Linked DNA regions of Homo sapiens: region 2 is linked to region 1. Evidence: chromatin contacts called from ENCODE Hi-C or POLR2A ChIA-PET data. All regions are on one chromosome and are shown on one strand. Each heading gives the region's core, a stretch centred on a gene start or an enhancer-like site at or near the end of the contact. The rest is flanking DNA. Distances are from core to core; before and after follow the strand shown.

What was found. A loop is a pair of places that touch in the nucleus more often than their neighbours do. ChIA-PET counts read pairs that join two places held with the same protein, here RNA polymerase II (POLR2A). Pooled maps may share reads with other maps.
Region 2: a pooled map shows a loop between it and region 1 (1.9-fold over the local background). The contact joins two enhancer-like sites. A Hi-C loop is called at or near these places in 1 of 168 maps with a recorded cell type or tissue (posterior vena cava) and 2 of 50 pooled maps. POLR2A ChIA-PET finds 5 or more read pairs at or near these places in 3 of 52 experiments (A549, MCF 10A and activated CD8-positive, alpha-beta memory T cell).

Annotation. Positions count from the first base shown.
Region 1 is chr14:68,546,490-68,550,401 of GRCh38, forward strand. It overlaps a transcript of RAD51B not described here. Among named protein-coding and RNA genes, the nearest start is that of RAD51B-AS1, 140 kb to the right of the region's middle. RefSeq lists an enhancer at 988-1,579. Within about 2 kb of position 1,847, at least 31 of the 41 ENCODE cell types and tissues checked have a DNase peak (open chromatin) inside an H3K27ac peak, as active enhancers do.
Region 2 is chr14:68,761,222-68,765,133 of GRCh38, forward strand. No RefSeq gene overlaps it. Among named protein-coding and RNA genes, the nearest start is that of ZFP36L1, 30 kb to the right of the region's middle. RefSeq lists enhancers at 1,222-1,722, 1,723-2,223. Within about 2 kb of position 1,935, at least 20 of the 41 ENCODE cell types and tissues checked have a DNase peak (open chromatin) inside an H3K27ac peak, as active enhancers do.

The sequences.
Region 1 (3,912 bases), core at 597-3,096:
TTTGAGACAACCATAGAATGTTCCACTAGAGATGTCCAGTAGACAGTTGGAAATATACGTGGGCAATTCTGGAAGATGGCTGGAGCTGAGGTCACAGGCTTTTGGTGATAAACGAAGCCAACAAAGAGTAAAGTCACTCAAGGAGAGCAGACAGAGTTGAAAGAAAAAATAGAAGCCCCAAAACTGGAGGAATACCACTGGAGGGTGGGAAAGAGGAGCTGGGGGGAGGAGACAGGTGTGCTCTGAGAGGCGGGAGGAGAAGAGAAGAGGACTTCTGGCTACTATGGGATAGCATGGGCCCTACCTAGGACAGGGCAGAGGTCAGTGGGAATGGGAGCTGTTATCTTGGGCGACCAACTCCACTCAGTTCTTACCATGTTAATGTTAATGGCAAACTCTTGGCAATTCTGGGCAAGTGAGAAGAGCAGAAACACCTCTGTGCAGTTTATCAGGACTTTCTCCTTCTAGCACACCCTGAGGGTGAGGCCAGAATTAGTCATGTGCTGAATGGTCTGCCTATTTCATGATGTTCTCAGCTTGGAAACATTTTTTTTGTGCAACTCCAACTCAAGCACCAGCAAATCCAGCCTCTCCTCACCTCCTATTACAAATGGCTGTCATGGACTAGACCGGTGCCTAACAAACAGCCCACACTTCGGGATCTGAGTTCAGGTTCCGGCACGATTAGTGCAGGTGGCTTCTGGCTCTAAATCTCTCAGAGGAGACATCTTCTTCTGGGGGCTGATTCACACGTGAGTGCTGATCATGACCTTGTGTCGGGATTAACCTCCTTTCTCAGCATCTCCTGCTACATTCCATCTGTTTCTAAAGACACCTCATTCTGCCTTCCTTCCGGCCATCCACTGTTACCTTTCACTTCCTGTCGGCACGTACAGGCCAGGGACTTTACTCAAGTCACTGAACATTTTGGGGAAATGAAATGAAAACATAAAGAGAAGGCCAGTCCACAAAACAGCTCAAAATGGAGATGCTCTGGCTGAAGGAAGGAGTGTTGGGGTCCAGGAGCCCCGCTCACTCCTCAGCACCCGGGAGCATCACGGAATCTAAGGTGAACCTCCGGGGCAGGAGACACAGCACTGGCCTTAGAGTCCACAAGCCCGGGTTCCTTGGCCCTGTCTCTTTCCCTCTCTCTGTTGTCTGTAGCTCCCTCCTAGCTCTGAAACTCCAAGTACAAGTGAGCAGGTCATGAGTCACCAAGCCTCTTTTCCTGGGCGTTTTTCCTTCCGGGGAGAGAACAGCCAGGCTTGGACAAAAAGTGTTGGGACACCCTGAAGCAGAACACACTCCCTGTCATTCCTGGCCTCACTCTCCTCCAGAACGAAAGCACCCAGACCTGCAGGCCTTTTTTAGGAATGAAGTCACTGGTCTGTGTAGGTTGACAGAGTGTCCTTGGAAAAGGCTGCTTGGGAAGGAAACTCACAAGGCATGGGTATCCCCACTGGAAGAATCCAGAGCAAAACCCTTCTGGAAATCCCCCACCCCACATATACACAAGGAAACTCCATGGAAGGCATCCTGTCTTGGAGGCCTCAGTGGGTTCCTCCTGGAGAGTTTAAGGGGAGGGAGGCAGAGGAGGAAGGAGAGAAACCTAAAGTCAGCAGGATATTCTCATGTTCTCTCTCTGTTAATTGCCTCCTCTCTTTTTCTAAGAAGGCTGAGATACCGAGGCTTCCTCACCCACCACCCCTTCCTCTACCTCCCCTTAGTGCTGGGTGAGTTCATCCATCAGGACCCCTGCCTGGGACTGTCCTCACTCTCCCGCTGTGGCTCACTTGCCCCCAGGGCCCATCCCAGCCCAGCCCAGCCCTGCCCAGCCCAGCCTGCTGCATGCTTCTACCCCGGCTCCCACTCAGGCTCGTGCGTCACTGCTATTCATCTTGTTTAGTGCTTGGCTTGGCTGCAGATGCTGTAAATATGGTAATTTTAGACTCCCTGATTGGAAAGGATTGCAGAGCGGGTTGTGGGGGAGGACGGCAGTTTGATTTACTCCGCAGGAGCTGGTTCCGAGATGGCTCTCCACCCTCTGTGCACGCCTCTTCTCCAAGCTGTGCCCCATCAGGCCCTACTCTTAGTGTTGAGTCCTGACTTCTTGGGGTCTTGGGAGAAATGAGAGGGACAGAGTGGATGTCTGTGCGTTCTGGGCCTGAAGAATTGCTGGTTAGCACAGAGCATCACATGCAAGGAGGCCGGAAGTGTAGTCAGTGATGCGCAGGGTGGGCGTCCTGACACTGCTAAGACAATGCCCAAGGCTGATGACCCAGGATTATCCCCCCACCCAGGGCACACTGGGGATGAAGTGGGGGCTGCCCGAGGCCTCTGACCCCTTCTGAGCTCTCTCCCTTTTCTGTTCTCCTTTCTTTCCTGACCTCCCTCCATGGGGGGCCATCAGTCCCCAGGGCCTTCTGCCAGGCACTCACAGGGTTGTCAGCAAATCCCTCCTCCCACCCCTTTGTTGAATAAAGACCTAATTTGCATTTGATTACAGGACCCCTGAGTGGGTAGGGGTGTATTCAGATCCCCAGGGAGTGACTGTGAGGCTGGCATTTCAGGCCCTGGGAGTCAGAGTGGGAGCTGAGGGTTTTGAGCCCCAGGAGTAGGTCAGGTTCTTCAAAAGCCACCAGATAGTCTCCCAGCTGTCTGTCTTATCTCCTCAGGACAACCCTAACTCCAAGGCTGGTGACTGAGTCAGACTTGGAACATCCCCGTTTTTGAGCCACAGTCTATAGTCACAGAATGTTCCAGGGGGAGGGATGGGGGGAGAAAAGGAGGGCACAACTCACATTTCTTTGAGCCCCAAACTTCATTTGACCAGTGAGGAGTGGCTTGCACCAAATCATTGGTGCAGCTAACCACAAGAATGTTAGCTCTTATCTAGTGCTTCATCCATGCCCTGGACACATTTTTTTTTTTTTTTTTTTTTTTTGAGACGGAGTTTCGCTCTGTCGCCCAGGCTGGAGTGCAGTGGCGCGATCTCGACTCACTGCAAGCTCCGCCTCCCGGGTTCACGCCATTCTCCTGCCTCAGCCTCCCGTGTAGCTGGGACTACAGGCGCGCGCCACCATGCCCGGCTAATTTTTGTATTTTTAGTAGAGACGGGGTTTCACCGTGTTAGCCAGGATGGTCTCGATCTCCTGACCTCGTGATCCGCCCGTCTCGGCCTCCCAAAGTGCTGGGATTACAGGCGTGAGCCACCGCGCCCGGCCGCCCTGGACACATTTTTATAGAAAGATCCAGATGAAGGGAAAAAGAAGTCTGATAGGTATTTCTTTTTACTAAGTCATGTGGGAAGCTACAGCGGAATCCTGCCACTCTCTGCTGACTGATGGTGAGCTTATGTTTGGTGACAGGAAACTTGCCATCTACAAGGCAGCCTCTTAAAACTTCGGTCAGCTCTGACCGTTGTCTAATAATTCTTCATTGCTGCAAGTTTTCCAGCTGTCCCCCACATCTGTTTTAGTGGTGGTGGAGGATTGGGGGACTCAGAAGGAGGGCGTAGATTGTCCTGCTACAGAAAAAGAACTAGCAGGACTCCTCTGAGGGAGCAACATGGAGAGACTTTCTCACCCCTCTGCAGGCAGGCTCTGCCCCCTTTCACTCACTGGAGTGCTCACTTCCTGTGCACACGCTGCGCCGTGCTCCCTCCTGGCCCATGAGGTGCCAGTCACCACACACTTGGATTTGTTTACTTTTCCTCCTGGAAATGTGGACATGAGGGCATTATACTCACTTTTCAAAGCAAAGGATTCTTTCCTGGAGGGGTTAATAGTCCTTAGGTGTAAGTACCCCTCCAGTGGTTGTATAGCAGTTGTCTGTTGGGGGACCTTAAGTGATTATTCATGGAATCTTTCATGCTAAAGATGCATTGCAGCGAAACGTCATTGGTTTGGACCA
Region 2 (3,912 bases), core at 685-3,184, 210 kb after region 1:
CCAGAGAGTCAATACGCCTCAGTAACTATTGAGTGGAATGGAGTAAAGACAAGAATGAGTAGGGGGAAATGGATGACTTGCTGGGGGTCTTGGGAGTGACTCGAGCACTTGGAAGTGGGGCGGGCAGTAGGGGGAGGGTTGGCCTTAAGCAAGGAGTTCTGAATCCTTCTCACTGCCACCTAGGAGGGCACAATGGAGATGGGGGGCAGTTGCAGACAGCTTCAAGGGAGTCAGGCCCTCCCTGGACAAGCTGCAGCTCAGCCTCAACCCTCATCCCACCTGTCCTACCTGGGAGATGCTGACCTCCCAGGACAACACCTCCAGGGTGTCATCTCCACCCAACCAAGGTGGGGCTGGGAAACCAGATGTGCCTGCCACAGGTGGGGCTGAGGCCAAGAGGACACCCATGGGAGGGAGCCCCAAACCCACAAGCGTTTGCTGAGCTTTGACACAGAAGGCAGCCAGGTGAGGCTGACAAGCTCTGCTCCAGGAGTCACCATCTAGGAATACCTCAGAAAGGACCATGGCTCCCACTTTCCTGCAGAGGAAAGCTTCCTGGAGTCCTCCAGTCTGCCCATTCTTCTCCTCTCTCCAAGTCCCCTTTCTGCCTTCCACTCCTACCCCCAACCATAATCTAGCCTCTGCCTACCTCTGCTCTGCCCCCTTCCTCCTCAGGGTCCCACAAAACACCGCCCCTTTCTTTTCCCCCCAAACACCCCGTCTCTTTTGCTTCTAAAATGCTTTTCCCTGCAGTGTTTTCTCTGCGTGGGATGCTCTTTCTCTATGTGTCTCTTGCGACTCTACTCAATCCTGCTTGTCTGTCAATCCTCTATTTTTATTTATTTATTATTTTTTGCCAGGAGAGGGGATGGAGTTTTGCTCTTGTCACCCAAGCTGGGGTGCAATGGCATGATCTCAGCTCACTGCAACCTCCACCTCCGGGGTTCAAGTGATTCTCCTGCCTCAGCCTCCCAGGTAGCTGGGATTACAGGCACACACCACCACGCCTGGCTAATTTTTGTATTTCTAGTAGAGACGGGGTTTCACCACGTTGGCCAGGTTGGTCTCAAACTTCTGACCTCAAGTGATCCACCTGCCTCGGCCTTCGAAAATGCTGGAATTACAAGCGTGAGCCACCGCACCCAGCCCAATCCTCTATTTAGATGCCATCCCTCCAAAAAGTCTTTCCCGACCACCTGAGAGATTAGATCCCCTGCCATGTTTCCAGAGCATATGCTGCCTTGGCCATGATTCGTAGACTCACTTACTTGCTTTTAATGTCCACCAGGGCATAGACTGTGTCTTTTTGGTTCATGACCCGACCCCTATTCCCTAGCACAGGACCTGGCACATGGCACTTGCTCTTCCACAGCTTCCAGGGCCTCAGACACAGCACAAGTCTGACCCAATTTGTTTCAGGGAGGCTGAGGAATAGAGTGCAGGGGATTCTTGAATTCGCTTGAATATAGGACTACAAGGCTCTGTTGGAAATAGAAATCTTTTGTCAGATGCCCAGAGCCCCAGAGGCCAAGTGAGAGACAGAGTTGCCATGTCCACTGCTTTTCAGGTAAAATGCCCCCCAACTCCACGTGTGGAAAGCCTTGCATTTCAGCTCAAGCGTCCACTCAGCCAGCTTCTTGCAGGAAATCTGGGGGTGGGGGTGGGGTGGGAGGTACAGGGAAAATCTCTAAGCCAAGCAGGCCTTGGCCAGCTGAAACCCAGCCTTGGTCCAGAAACCCATACTGCCCTCCACCCACATAGCTACTCCACTCCCACCCCCACCCCCAGGGACCAGCCGGCAAGAACCTAAGCTTGTATAAACAAGGCCACAGGAAAGCAAGACCCTTATCTGTTATCAGTTCTCTTTCTCCAGCTCAGCCACTTGGCTGGAACAGCAGCCGGGAGGTGGGAGCTGGCCAGACTCCTCCCCCTTCTCCTTTATCTTTCCTCCCTAGCCAGCTTCTCCTCCCCCGGAGGTGGCTCAGGCTCCCTGGGTCACTGCTTCCCGCCAGCTGGAGAAGGGAGGCAGCAGCTATCTTAACAACCTAAGTCAAGGCCGAGTCTCTGATTGTCTGTGCCGGGGAGGCTCCCTCCTCCATCCTTCCCTCCCTCCCTCCCTGGCTCCCTAGGGATGGGGTCACGGATGTGTTTATCTTGTTGGAGGAGGTAGGGAGGGATGGTGGGCCCCAGTCTGTAAGTCAGTTGAAGGGTACAGAGTGACCACTAGGGTCCTAGGCTTTAGCTTTGACATCTAGGACAGGAGGGTTGCATTTTGGTCTTCATGATGTTCAGCTGTTTAGTTGGAACAAGACAGATGAGAGTTCATTAGGTGCAAGGTCTCCTCCTGCCCAAAAATTCTGTGACGACCAGATAGAAAGCTGCGGGGGAAGGTTATTGGCTGGGTGAGTCTGACTGTCTGACTCGTCTCCACTTTGGACTTCTAATTACATAAGCCTGGTACTGACCCAGAAAGAGGGGGCGGCTGGCTAATACTCCCCAGAATGTTATGTTACACCAGAAGCATTCCAGCCTGAAGGAAACCTGTGAGTCTAAGACTTCAGTTTTAATAAAATGAAAATATCTGAGCCACATCCCTAAAAAGATAGATTTCTGTACCTCCCAGATCAACTGAAATGAAGATGGAGGAAAAGCCAAGTCTTCCTCCCTCACCCAGCCACATGCGCTTCCCTTCTCCCACCATATTCTAGGAGGTCCTTGGAGAAGGTCAAACAGGGAGAGTGGACTCCACTGTCACTGTCCCAAAGCAAGACAAATGAGGGTACCGAGGGGGTGGAGTACCTGGAATTTACAACAATATAGCAAGATTCAAAACCTGGCTGAGACCTGGCGCTGTGGCTCATGCCTATAATCCCAGCACTTTAGGAGGCCAAGGCGGGTGAATTGCCTGAGGTCAGGAGTTCAAGACCAGCCTGGCCAACATGGTGAAACCCTGCCTCTGCTAAAAATACAAAAATTAGCCAGGCTTGGTGATGCATGCCTGTAATCCCAGTTAGTCTTCTCAAGACTCTTCCCTTGTGAAGCTTATATTGTATTTTGGGTTTTTTTGTTTTGTTTTGCTTTTTTTGTTTGTTTGTTTGTTTGTTTGGAGAGACAGGGTCTTGTTCTGTCACCCAGGCTGGAGTGCAGTGCTACGATCATAGTTCACTGCAGCCTCCCTTCCTGGGCTCAAGCAATCCTCCCACCTCAGCCTCCTGAGTAGCTAGGACTATAGGCATGCACCACCGTGCCTAGCTAATTTTTTAAAAATTGTTTTGTAGAGACAGGGTCTCATTATGTTTTCCAGGGTGGTCTCAAACTCCTCGGCTCAAGCAGTCTTCCCACCTCAGCTTCCCAAAGTGTTGAGATTACAGGCGTGAGCCACCATGCCTAGCCATTATATTTTATTCTTACATTTGTTTATAACTCCATCTCAAGACAGTTGTTCACCAACTGGATTTTGAGGTCTCTGTATCTTCCAAGAATTTAGGTCCCCCTAGCCTAAAACAGTGCTGACTTAAGGACCCTTTGTGTGGTAGACCTTACTATTGGATGAACATTATACTTCCCTGCCCCAGGAGAGTTGAGGTTTGGCCATATGACTTGCTTTGGCCAGTGAAATGTGAGCAGCAGTGACAGGCGTCACTTCTAGACAGAAGTTTTAAGAATTAGTGAGTGATTCCGTATGTCAATCTTTTTTCCCTCTGCTGTGAAACCATGAGTTCCCCAGATCCAGGAGTCCCAGTGTCACGCCATCAGCCCAGGAGTGAAATCAACAGAGCAGTCCGTGGCCAACTCGCAATGAACATGTATTACAAATGAAAAATAACCTTTCTTATTGTAAGCCACCAAGATTTTGTGATTGTTATCACAGCATAACCACACCCACCTTGATGTTGTTTTTGTACACTAGTT